Linked DNA regions of Homo sapiens: region 1 is linked to region 2. A link is a contact called in ENCODE Hi-C or POLR2A ChIA-PET data. All regions are on one chromosome and are shown on one strand. Each heading gives the region's core, a stretch centred on a gene start or an enhancer-like site at or near the end of the contact. The rest is flanking DNA. Distances are from core to core; before and after follow the strand shown. Region 1 holds the start of LOC105378230 (a long non-coding RNA gene). Region 2 has its middle 21 kb from the start of SMIM3.

Region 1 (6,559 bases), core at 1,600-4,099, 410 kb before region 2:
TCCATCTTTAGCAGATCTAAACCCATCCATTACCTGAAGACAAGCCATCCTATTTGTCTTGCAAGGTGAATCTTAATCCCTAAAAATAGTTTATCTTGTGTCACCTTATTTTCAAATCTGAACCTTCCAGAACATCTAGGCCAAACACTGTACTATACCTAAAACAGCCATCCACATCCATGCATCCCCCCAAGACAAGTGATATGCAGTCTGACCTACTTCCAGATTTCCTCCTCTCTGCAATGGAGTTTTTTTTCACTGAGTGTACAATGACCTTTGTGGCTTTCCTCGCCATTTTCTACTGCCCCATGTGACCCTGCCCCTGTGCCTTCCTTAAGGAAATGGCCTGGACATCAGAAAAGCTGTTACCTTTACTGGATTCAGTAATGTCCCCTCCTACATTTACATTCACCCAGAACCTGTAAATGCGACATTATTTGAAATAGGGTCTTTGCAGGGGCCATTGAGTTAAAATGAGGTCACATTGGATGGGCCCTAATCCAGTGACTGGTGTCCCAACAAGAAGAGGGAAATTTGGACACAGACACACAGGGAGAAGAGCAGGGAATGAAGTGACACATCTCCCAAGCCAGAGAACGAAGGATTGCCAGCACCCACCAGGATCTGGGAGAGAGGGAGGTAACAGATCCTCCCTCAGAGCCTCCAGAAGAGCCAGCTCGGCTGATACCTTGAATTTACACTTCTAACTTCCAGAACTGTGAGAGAATACATTTCTGTTGTTTTCAGCCACCAAGTGCGTGGTAATTTGTTACAGCAGCTTTAGGAAACTTTCATATCGCAAGGTTAATTGCTCCTTACCCACCCTCTCACCCCCAGCCCCAAGTTGCCAGCAATCAAAAATGACAGCAAGAACCCAGTGCCTCCCTTTGGAACCCATCTTGGCAGCAGAAGAGGCAGCACTGTAAACAAGGAGGTGCCTGGACAGGGCCCATTGCTTTTGGACACCAGCAGCTGCATCTGTAGAGGAAAGAGCACTGGACTGGGAGTCAAGAATGGGGCCTACTTCTTTATATTTTTTATTGATATATAATATTTTACATACTTCTCAGGTACATATGATATTTTGTTAGGTGCATAGACTGTGTAATGATCAAGTCAGGGTATTTGGAGTTTCATCACCTCGAGTATTTATCATTTCTATGTGTTGGGAACGTTTCAAGTCCTCTCTTCTAGCTATTTTAAAGTATACAGTTCATGGTTGCTATGGAACATTAGAATGTAGTCCTTCCATCTGGCTGTATGTTTGTATCGTTTGACCAGCCTTTCTTCATTCCCCGCACCCCACACACACGTCCTTCCCAACCTCTGGTATTCATCATTCTAACAATGGGTCCACTTCTGCCTCTTTTGCTAACTATTCTCTTCCCCAGCCTTGATTTCTCTGTCTGTACCTTGACTCTGGGGGAGGCTTTCAGGTTCCAAGAGAGGTACCTTTTTCTTGTTGTTGTTAATTTCTTTGTATATAAGTAATTCTTGAATGCGTTGTTGCTTTAAAAATCCTAAGAATTGGCCAGGCGTGGTGGCTCACGCCTGTAATCCCTGCACTTTGGGAGACTGAGGCGGGCGGATCACCTGAGGTCAGGAGTTTGAGACCAGCCTGACCAACATGGTGAAACCCCGTCTCTACTAAAAATACAAAAATTAGCCGGGCGTGTGGCACGTGCCTGTAATCTCAGCTACCCAGGAGGCTGAGGCAGGAGAATCGCTGGAACCTGGGAGGCAGAGGCTGCAGCGAGCCGAGATCGCACCACTGCACACCACTCGCTCTAGGTGACAGAGCAAGACTCAGTCTCAAAAAAAAAAAAAAAAAAAAAAAATCCTAATAATTTAGGTAAAATGTAAAATGGAAGCTACCCTTCCTTGACCACAGTAATTTTAGTCCATTCTCTGGAGATGACAACTGTTATCAGTTTGTGCTTTTCTAGGTACTTTTTCCTATGCATTTTTTTATCATTAGTAATAGTTGGCCGGGCATGGTGGCTCACGCCTGTAATCCCAGCACTTTGGGAGGCTAAGGCGGGCAGATCACCTGAGGTCAGGAGTTCAAGATCAGCTTGGTCAACATGGTAAAACCCTGTCTCTACTAAAAATACAAAAATTAGCTGGGCATGGTGGCACATGCCTGTAGTCCCAGTTACTGGGGAGGCTGAGGCAGGAGAATTGCTTGAACCTGGGAGGTGGACGTTGCAGTGAGCCAAGAATACACCACTGCACTCCAGCCTGGGTGACAGAAAAGAAATAGTTTAGTTTGGATATTGGTATTTTACCAAATGCCTTTCCATCTTTGTACATAAAGGTCTACTTCACTCTCTTAAACATATGAATGAAATGACATAGTATTATGTCCCTGAGTATATCCAGCCAGTCCTCAGTTTACAGCATTTCCCTACTGCAAATGGTCCTGCCCTGAGCATCCTGTGCATCCTCCTTGTCCTCACTAATGGGTACTTATTTCTGTTCACAGTGCTACTGTAGAATTAGGAGCATGCTGCGTGCAACTTGGGAGATGGCTGAGCTCTGTCATTCTCTGCTTTCAGGCAATCCCGCCCTCTCTTTTACAACCACCCTTACACTGTCTGCTGAAGAACAGGGGATGGTGTGGAGGGCTCCAGGTTCTCACCCAGGCCTCCTGAGCAAGGGACCCTCCTTTCCTGCTCTCCAGAGAAGCCCCCTCCATGACCAGAGCTAACAGCTGAGTGTGTCAAACTGCCTCTGCCCTGCCCAGAGCAAACAAGCCGGACAGGATCGACAGAAGATGAGATAGCAAGATGACCTCACTCTGCCCCTTCTTCCCCATCCACAGCATGTCAAAACCAGAAGGGCTCTTACGTATCCCATTGCACAATTCCATGCCATGCAGAGGAGGGTACAGAAGCACAGAAAAGGAAGAGTGTCCACTCAAGGTCACACAGCAAGCAGATGGCAAGCTAGGACCTTGGCTCTGGACTCTCAATTTGCCATTGGACTGTGAGACAGGTATCCAGGCGCTCAGCCTCAGATGGCAAGCTAGGACCTTGGCTCTGGCCTTCCAGTTTGCCATTGGACTGGGAGACAGGTATCTGGGCCCTCAGCCTGTCTCTTTCCCCACCCCCATCCAGCTACTGACACCATTTTCTGTCCAGCTCCTTCAGGGTCCTGCCTGCCAGGCTGACCCAAATGCTAGAAATAATGTCTAGTGCTTTTGCCAGCTCCAGGCCCTCTGAGGCAACCAGAACTAGCAGACACCCTGGGAAGCTGATATGGGACAAGAAAACGGGAGCCCTAGGGAGGAAGAAAATAAATAAGGTGTATTAGAAAGGCTTTCTCTAGGCCTCAGTGTCATCGTCTGTGAAGTGAGGCCTTGCACTCAAGGCCCTTCTGATGCTTGTCTGCTGTGGTCTGGCTCACCAGGTGCAGGGGTATTTAAGAAGGAAGTGGTCCTTTGCTCCCCTGAGACACCTCATCAGTTGGTCAGATAGGAGCAGTGGAGACCACATCCGCCCCTGACTTGTGTGCTCTGGGGGTCCTGCAGGTGTTCAGAGCATAGGCCGTGTCCCCGGTGCAGCGGAGTGGTGCAGCCTGGCACTTCTAACTTTAAGTTGGTTGTACAATCACATTGGACTGTCCTCCAGCCAGTGAGGAAATGTTGACCACACACTATATGATATGAAGGGGATGAATTAAATCTTTAATGTCCCTGGCAGTGTTTGAGTTTCAATGACATCAAATTCAGGCATTACTTTGGCAGAATATCTCTGCCCATCTTAGAGATGGGGAGGCTAAGGCCTGTATTTATGGTGTTCTGTCTGAGCTTCTGTAATTCGGGTGTGAACACTAACATTTCTCAACAGCCCTGATCATTTAGGCCCCGCCCTTCCTCCCCGAAGGCCCTGGAGTGGGGCCCCTTGGGCCACACTCCCCGCCTCCTTCCTGCCTCTACCCTCGGCCAATAGGCTCTGACTGTGGTTACTTAGATCCCAGCACTAGTGGTGCTGGGCCAGACACCGGAAAGGCAGCTCTGATATTGAGGAGGGTGTGACCTGAGCCCCTTGAGACTTAGAATCACCTCTCCCCTACAGGCTCAGCTACTCAGATAAAGCTGACCCTGGCATCAGGGGGACGGAAAGGACTCTAGCCTCAGCTGTGAGTCTGGATTCTCCCCAGGGCTCTGCTTCCCTGCTTTGCAGCTTCTGACAAGTTATCTGCCCACCCACCTCTGGGCCTCAGCTTTTCTATCTGGAAAAAGGAGGTGGGGATTGGAGTCAGCTGCCTCCTGGGGCCCTTCCAACCCTGCTCTGGGTTCCCGTAAGCCTTCCTCAGCCAGGATAGGTGTGATAGAACTACATGCTCAGAGGAAGCCAGGCCTGTGATGTATGGGACACGGAGGAGCTGGGTGAACTCTTAAGGAGTCTTCTTTAATTACTAAATTCTCTAAGTTAAGCAGGAACAATGAGGACACAAAGCACTTAATCAGAAATACACAAGCCTTGAAGGCTGACAAACAGAATGGAGTGATGGCTCCCAAAGAGGGCTAGCTCAAGTCTCTGCAGGACAGGCTGAACCTCCCTCAGGGCTACTCTTACCTTCCATCCTACTAGGATTCCCAAGGTAGGGAATAGCTGGGCGGCTTCTATCCAAGTTGCTTCTGCCTAATTCACTCTTGCCTGGTGAGGCTCAGAATTTGAGGGTAGTTGGCCGGGCATGGTGGCTCACGCCTATAATCCCAGCACTTTGGGAGGCCGAGGCGGGTGGATCACTAGGTCAGGAGATTGAGACCATCCTGGCTAACATGGTGAAACCCCATCTTCACAAAAAATACAAAAAAAAAAAAATAGCCGGACATGGTGGTGGGCACCTGTAGTCCCAGCTACTCAGGAGGCTGAGACAGGAGAATGGCGTGAACCCAGGAGGCAGAGCTTGCAGTGAGCCGAGATCACGCCACTGCACTCTAGCCTGGGCAACTGAGCAAGACTCCGTCTCAAAAAATAAAAAATAAAAAATAATTTGAGGGAAGTTTAGGGGTCTATCCCAAAGGCTTGAGTATGTGACTACAGCCATTCACCCCAAAATGCTGCTCCCTGAATAGCATTCAACAGAGCTCCCTGAGGTTCCATTAATGCTGGTGGTCTTTACATGCCATGTAGTAGATAATTTCTTTATGCTTACCAGAGGCTTTCACTTGCCGAACATCAGTGATGCTTTTTAGAATTATAGACTGTTAGAGTTCAGGGTTCTAAAAGATCACCAGTCCAATCTACAGCATGAAGTTTGACTCTCCAACCTCTTCTTGCATGCTACTAATGATGGAGCGCTCACTTCCACCACGATTCCCCACCCTCCAATGAGGCAGCCTACCAGTTTGTGATGGTTCTGAAATTTTTCTTCATACTGAACTGAAACTTCTGGAACCTCCTCATGCTTGGCCACAATCCTGTCCTCCAAGGCTGTAGATGACACGCCAGCAGCTTCTACCCATGACATTCCTGCTGAGATTTGAAGACAATATCAGGTCTTCCTGCCTGTTCTCAAGGCTGACCAACTCTTGTTCTGTTAACAGCCCCTCCTATAATTTGGTTTTGAGCCACCTCCTACATCCTGTCGGTTTCTTTGGGACGTCTTCCAGTGTGTCAGTTTACCCTCTAAAATGAGAGTATACTCTAGAGCATCTCACCAGCCCCAATCTGAGCTCATGTGGCTCTCCATGGCTCTGGACACTGTCTTCTCATTCTACCCTGACTCTGTCTGCTTTTGACAGCTGTGTCCTACTATCTCAGGTTTGCTTCAGGTTGAACCTACTGCAGGGCTCTGGTCTGCTTGACAGCAAGGATCTAGGCCCCAAAGCTGTGAGTGTCACCTGGGTATAGGGGCTCTATTTCCAGCCTTCTTAGGAGAAGGGCTGCCCTGGAGCTCAGGAGGACTGAAGAGAGCATCTGTTCCAGCCCTGACCCTTCACAGATGGGGAAACTGAGAAGGAACATGACTTACCTAAAGGCACACAGTAAAGCTGGAATTGAGTCTCCTGGCCTCAACCCCAGGCCTGGGTTCTCCCTGCATCCTGTACTGCCGGCAGCCTCCTCTGCAGCTTTCTTGCTACCAAGTTTCCGTTGACTCAGGAAGCTGTCATCCCTCTTCCAGAGTGTAGTCCGGATACCCCACCCCAGCCCTATGCTCCCCACCCCTCTTTTGGAAGGGAAAATTCTTATGTCCCCCTCCCAACTCCCCCCCCCACCACCACCACCCACGCACACACTGCAGGTGCCGTCTGCTCCATGACCTCTGAGGAGGAAGTGGTCAGGACCCCAACCTGGGGATTTTCCACTCAGTAGTTGCTTGTTGAGACCTACCTAGCTCAGGGTCACATGTCCTCAGGCTTTTGTGTGCACTAGGATCATCTGGCTAGACTGCTAAAGATGGAGATTCCGGCCAGGCGTGGTGGCTAATGCCTGTAATCTCAGCACTTTGGGAGGCTGAGGTGGGTGGATCACTTGAAGTCAGGAGTTTGAGACCTGCCTGGCCAACATGGTGAAACCCCGTCTCTACTAAAAATACAAAAATTAGC
Region 2 (6,671 bases), core at 892-3,391:
GTAATATTATCATCTGTTTTTTTCATTAATATGCTAAGACACAATCTGAGAAGAAAGACTGCTCACTAAAGTAAAACAACTTTAAGAAAAAATATAAATACAAGGGTAATTAAGTTATTTGAATTAGAATTCTATGCTATTTCCTAATTTTTCCTCAGACTTATAACTGTCTCTTACCCTCCCCAACTCCAATCCTCTTTGTCCTTTCCACTTTCCTTTTATTGCCTTCCGAATTTTTCCCCAAGACGTTTGGTTGAAACCCATATAGCGAAACCAATCAAGCCAATGTGCCCCACCCATATATAATTTTTTACGGTAGTGCTAATGATCTTCCTTTGTTTTTAGGTAACATTTAAGCACTGAGTACTTATTACAGGCTCTCTGTAAGTGTTCTAGATTCAGCACCTTGTTTAAACCCCTCAGCGGCACTGTGGAGGCAAATATGATCCCCTTTTTTACAAACAAGGGCAATGAAACTCTTAAATGTTACTTTCTAAAGGGAACACGCTGGTGGAGCCAGATGGGAATTTGGTCTGCTTGACTCTAAAATTAAATGATTCTCTCTATAACTATTGCTGTCCAGCTTTAAAAGTAGATACAATAATTTTTGTAATTTTTAAAAATGATGTTATAGACCTGCTAAAACAGAAACATTTTTCCTACCATGTAAATCTTTATGGGAATTGAAGAGCCTTTCATTTGCTTTAATTAAATACCTTGTGTGATTGGAACAATTTCAAAGTTGCATTAATGCAACTTGGCCTTAAAAATTTCAAAGGAAATATTATCATTGTCATTTCATTTCACAGTCTCAGTTCCATTCTCTCTCTTTAGCAAGAATTATATAAGGGCCTAATTAAAGTTTTAGCTTACTGAAAGATTTTTAATGTTTTTTGCACCCTTAAAACTTTAGAAAGCAATTTCTGTGAGGAATTAATACTTAAAAATTGAATACTTTGTGTTTTATTAAATAATTGTGGATTCATTAAGAAACATTTTCTAAAAGGAACTTAGTATAGAAGAGATACAAGTTTTATACTTGTTCTAAGGCTGATCCTACAGGATAACAGTAAGGAAATTGCTAATCTCATTACTTCAGTGATTTTTAAAATCCCACATCATTAGGGGCATAGACCATTGGTGTTTTTACATTATTGGCCATCTTATAATTACTACTATTGAGAGCCTCTTCTAAGTCAGACATTAACCAACTACCTTACTTATATTACCTCATTTAATTCTCCCCATGCTCTAGTAGTTATCATCACCATTTTACAGATGTAGAAACTGAAGCTCATTATTGTTAATAATAGATCACATTTTGCTATATTTTACCTTTTCACTTTGCATTCATCACCCCATGTAATAATCATAACAATCCTTTGAAGTAGGTATAATTATTTTCACTCGTATTTTACAGAAGAGGAAATTGAGGCTCAAAGAGTTTATGTTATTTGCTCACGATCACAAAGCTAAGAAATAGTGAAGGTCCTCGCTCTTAGTCTCTGGTTATAGTGTTCCTGGAAAGGGAAGGAGGATGACAGCCAACCTGTAATGCAAAGTATGACTTCTTCCCCACCCCCAGAGAAGATAGGGGCGGAGGTGAGGTAAGTCATGATTAGCGACCTTCAAAATGTTCAGACATTTCCCAAGAAAAAGGAAGTTGATCTCTTCAGTGTGGCCTCAAGAGGGCAGAACTAGCATCCCTGAATCCTTAATCCCACTCTCACCGAGGGAGGAATTCTAACAAAACAGCTAATAAGGGGTGGCTTCAGCAAGACGTGAACCTCCTTTTCACTGGCACGTGGCTCTCAGACTTTAACCTGTTTGTTGAGCACTTACGGATTGTTTTTGCAAAGCAGATACTGAAGAACCAGTTCCAGAGATTCTCGGTCAGTACGTCTGAAGCAGGGCCCTGGAAGCTGCATTTGTAAGCAAATGCTCCTGTGTGAATCTGACACAAGCAGTCCAGGATCACACAGGAGAAATACTGAAAAGGCAACAACTGGCAACCTGTATTATACGGGATGTTGGACTGCATGAGCCCTGTGTTATCGCTACAGTCTCTGAAGCCAGAACTGGGAACATAAAATCTTGATCTGCTAGGAATGTTGTAGGACTGACTCTCACAACTTCGGCAGGCTAACCACTCCATTTGAAAAAAAAGTTATATCGCCATCTGGTGGACTGCCTAAAAGTTATTCAAACTCACCCTAAAAGCACGGAATGATTTTCTCATTTAATTCGGATACACTGCACACTTCACAGACCAGGAATCAAGACTCAGAAGAGTTCAGAAGAGTGTAGGCCACATAGAGCCTGGGTCTCACACCCACCGGTTCCCAGTCTACTACTACGCATGGGCTTGATTTGCTTGCTCAATCACAAAATTTTCCAGGTTTTCCTTTGGCGGAAGATTTAAGTCCCAGACAGCTATCACAGTGAAACAAAGTTCCCAAATACTTCAGTGCAATGTTTCTCAAAGGACAGCAAGTTGCCTTAAAAATGCAGAATTCTTGGCTCCGTCATAGGCCCACTGAAATAGAATCTTTGCAGATAAGGACCAGGATTTTGAGTGGTGGCGGGTGCCTGTAGTCCCAGCTACTCGGGAGGGTGAGGCAGGAGAATGGCCTGAACCCGGGAGGCGGAGCTTGCAGTGAGCAGAGATCGCGCCACTGCCCTCCAGCCTGGGCGACAGAGCGAGACTCCATCTCAAAAAAAGAAAAGCTCCTCAGGTGATTCTGTTGCATACTAAAGTTTGAGAACCATTGCCTTTGAGAAGAAACACTCGATTTATGGATGGAAAGGAAGAAGCTTTCCATCTGCAAATTAAAAATAATCCTTATTAGTGACAACTAATACTAAATACTATTACTGAAACTAAAAGGAAATAAGATTTGCTGTTGGGAGGTAGTACTACAAATTTATTTCCAAACATATTTATCATGAAATGGATGGCTACATGATATAAACAGCTGCATGTACATTTCAGGTGGATCACGTTACACTTTAACATGTACGCACAGGAGTGTGCACACATGTACACACAGTCTCCCAAACTGCATTCCCTTGAACTAGGTAGATATGTATAGAGGCATGCCATTAGAATGTTTGTTTCCAAAGACACATATTTGGTTGAAAAAAGAAATCAGTTTAAGCCAGTTACATTTGAGGTATAACAGAAAAAATTACCCCTGTAAGAAGAAATGGAACAAAATACCACCAAAATAATTTTATTAGTGACAAATTGACAATATATATATTCATGACTTTATTATAGATAATTGTTTTGGGTTGGTGCAAAAGTAATGCAGTTTTTACCATTCTAAAAGTAATGGCAAAATCTGCAATTTTTTTGGTGTTGAGAAGGTGCAATTTTGTATTTTGCTTTTTGTTAACTACCAATATAATAGATAGTGCTCAGTTGCCGTGTTTTATTTCATTGTTTGTACCATATTTACCAGACCATTCCTTTATGTCTGTATAAATATTACAATTGTTTCTCTTTTTTTCTTCTAGTAATTATCAAACTAGTTGGTTATTTCTGGAGTTGGAGTTGGGGAGGGGGAAGTTTGGAAGAAATGTTATTAATGATCTTTAGTTATTGCAAGAAATAGTGTTCTGATTTACCAAACATCCTTTTCTTCCAAAACGTTACTTCTGCTACCTTCAGTAAATGTTAAATGTAGAAAGATGAACTGACACGTATTGGGAGCAGATGGAAAATATGTTCATGTATTGTTCTTACCTATAAGCACACATATATTCTTTACATTTTTAAATGTAAATCATCTCACACAACTAATATAAGCACTAATTTCAATAGATACAATTTTTAAACTTTGTTACATATTATCAGACCGCTTATTTTTCAAAGAGGCCAACAAAACACTATACATTTTCTAACTCAACTATCTCACTTTTTGTTTGTTTGTTTTTTTAGTAGAGACAGGGTTTCACCATACTGGCCAGGCTGATCTCTAATTCCTGACCTCAAGTGATCCGCCTGTGTTGGCATCCCAGAGTGTTCATTATTCTTATAGTATTGTTTCAGCAATACTATAAGCAAAGTTCTCATTCTGTCGCCACCAGTAGACCTCTCTGAGCTCTCCTTGAGGCCACCAGTTCCTTGCCATCTCTATTGCTAGAAGACCATCTGCCTCCCATTAACAGACTTCTTCTTCTGTAATACTGGATCACATGATGGACTTAGAAGTTGAATTGCTAGGATAATAATTGATAGGAATTAATAGATTTTTCTTCCATCTGGATCAATTAAGGTATACTCTGGCAAATGGAAATTAAACATGCTTGCTTTATTTATTTATTTATTTATTTAGAGCCAGAGTCTCGCTCTATTGCCCAGGCTGGAGTGCAGTGGCGCAACCTCGGCTCAGTGCAACCTCCACCTCCCAGGTTCAAGTGATTCTCTTGCCTCAGCCTCTCAAGTAGGTGGGACTACAGGCGCCTACCACCATGCCCAGCTAATTTTTGTACTTTTAGTAGAGAGGGGGTTTCACCACGTTGGCCAGGCTGGTCTCGAACTCCTGTCCTCTGGACCTCCCAAAGTGCTGGGATTACAGGCGTGAGCCACCACGTCCAGCCTAAACATGCTTTAATATGGGGAATTATGTGCTGAAAATCATTAAAAGGATTGGGAGAGCACAGAAGGCAGGGGTTACTAGAATTCCTTCCAGATCAATACTGCAGAACCGGCCATCCTGGGGAGCTACTACTTCCGTAACAAGTGGGAAGCTAGGGAACAAGAAAGCCACAGCCTTGGCTGTGGGCTGCAGGACTGTCCCACCTCAACTGAGATCCAGGCATGAGAAAGCTGCGGGCTTGGCTCCAGATTGTGCTGCAGCTTTGGGATTCACACCAGTGTTGTGATTGTCTCACACCCTGTCCTAGCTCTCCCAGCTGAACTGGGTTCCAAACTAAAACATGGTATGCATGCATCTGAACAGCAAAGCCTAAATCACTTTTGAATCTCTATCAAGTGTAGTTACAGAAATACAGGTTTTTACTTTCATTGTAGTTTTTTGTTGTTGTTTTATTTTCCAGCCTCTGCCATCCAGGAAGGCATGCCAGAAAAACAGTTGGAAGAGATGCTGAGCAAACCTATCAGAATCTTATGACATCTTAACTATCCCCTTGCTATGGTCTGAATGTTTGTGTCCCTGCAAAATTCATATGTTGAAACCCAACCCCATGGTGATGGCACTAAGAGGTGAAGCCTTTGGGAGGTGATGAGGTCATGAGGACTCTGCTGTAATGAATGGGATTAGTTTCCATGTAAAAGAGGCCTGAGGGAGCTTGTTTGTCTCTTCCACCATGAGGACACATAGAAAGTACCATCTATAGGCCGGGCACCGTGGCTCATGCCTGTAATCCCAACACTTTGGGAGGCCAAGGCAGGCGGATCACCTGAGGTCGGGAGATCGAGACCAGCCTGACCAACATGGAGAAACCCCATCTCTACAAAAAATACAAAATTAGCCAGGCATGGTGGTGCATGCCAGTAATCCCAGCTACTCGGGAGGCTGAGGCAAGAGAATAGCTTGACCCTGGGAGGCGGAGGTTGTGGTGAGCCGAGATCGTACCATTGCACTCCAGCCTGGGCAACAAGAGCAAAACTCTGTCTCAAAAAAAAAAAAAAAAAAAAACACAACCATCTATGAGGGACAGGCTCTCACCAGACACAAAATCTGCATGTGCTTTGAACCTCCCTGTCTCCAGAACTGTGAGCAGTAAATTTCTGTTGTTTCTGAATTACCAGTCTCAGGTATTTTGTTAGAGCCACCCAAATGTACTAAGACAGAAACCCCCTTCACCATTTCCCCCTGACGCTCTCCTCTAACTCTTACCTCTGTATTACAATGCTACTCTTGGAAAGGTTTCTGTTCTCACTGTCTCAACTTCCTAACCTCCCACTCATTTCTTAACCTACAAAATACTATTAGGGCTGGGCGTGGTGGCTCATACCTGTAATCCCAGCACTTTGGGAGGTGGAGGTAGGTGGATCACTTGAGGTCAGGAGTTCGAGACCAGCCTGGCCAATATGGTGAAACCCCATCTCTACTGAAAAAAAAAAAAAATATATATATATATATATATATATGTATATAATTGCACCTCTATTGAAACACCTCATATCATAGGACCTATCCAATCTCTCTTTTTTCCCCTTCTACTCTCCTTCCCCTCCTATTTAGTGTCTTCCAAGTTCTGCATTTAGCATCTCACTCTTCTAAGTCTGTATATTCTGATCCTATCTACTTGTACACCATTATCTACCATAGGGGTTAATCCCCCATACCCTAATACCAGACATAACATCTTTCCCAGGAATAGACTCAGATCTCCAACTGCATCCTGAATGAGTCCACCTGAATATCACAAGCACCTCAAATGCAACATGTCCAATACGAAATTCATGGTCTTATTTGTCATTCTTTGAATCTGATATTCAAAATCGGTTCTTCTCCTCTGCACTATCTGTGTGTAACCTGCACAACTTCACCCACGTGCTGAAGCTAGAGCCCTGGAAGTAAATTTGATTCTTCTCTTCCCTTTTCTGTTACTATATTCAAACTGTCTTGAAGGCCCATACATTCAGTGTAAGGCTTTTACCTGAGTTCTGAGTTTAACAGTTGCTCTTTAAAGAAAGA

Evidence for each region. Hi-C counts contacts between places; a loop is a spot of excess contacts on that map. ChIA-PET counts read pairs that join two places held with the same protein, here RNA polymerase II (POLR2A). Pooled maps may share reads with other maps.
Region 1: a loop to region 2 is called in a pooled map, with 2.2 times the contacts of the local background. The contact joins two enhancer-like sites. A Hi-C loop is called at or near these places in 1 of 168 maps with a recorded cell type or tissue (Calu3) and 8 of 50 pooled maps. POLR2A ChIA-PET finds 5 or more read pairs at or near these places in 3 of 52 experiments (WTC11, activated CD4-positive, alpha-beta T cell and common myeloid progenitor, CD34-positive).

The regions. Positions count from the first base shown.
Region 1 is chr5:151,211,686-151,218,244 of GRCh38, reverse strand. The region is part of intron 1 of CCDC69 (coiled-coil domain containing 69); the gene reads left to right. It overlaps LOC105378230 (a long non-coding RNA gene), which reads right to left and starts at 6,111. Exons shown (of 4, transcript NR_160730.1): 1 at 5,986-6,111; 2 at 5,356-5,486. RefSeq lists enhancers at 3,298-3,357, 3,708-3,757, 4,538-4,617, 4,628-4,677, 5,388-5,577 and 1 more. Within about 2 kb of position 2,849, at least 11 of the 41 ENCODE cell types and tissues checked have a DNase peak (open chromatin) inside an H3K27ac peak, as active enhancers do.
Region 2 is chr5:150,796,746-150,803,416 of GRCh38, reverse strand. No RefSeq gene overlaps it. Among named protein-coding and RNA genes, the nearest start is that of SMIM3, 21 kb to the right of the region's middle. Within about 2 kb of position 2,141, at least 11 of the 41 ENCODE cell types and tissues checked have a DNase peak (open chromatin) inside an H3K27ac peak, as active enhancers do.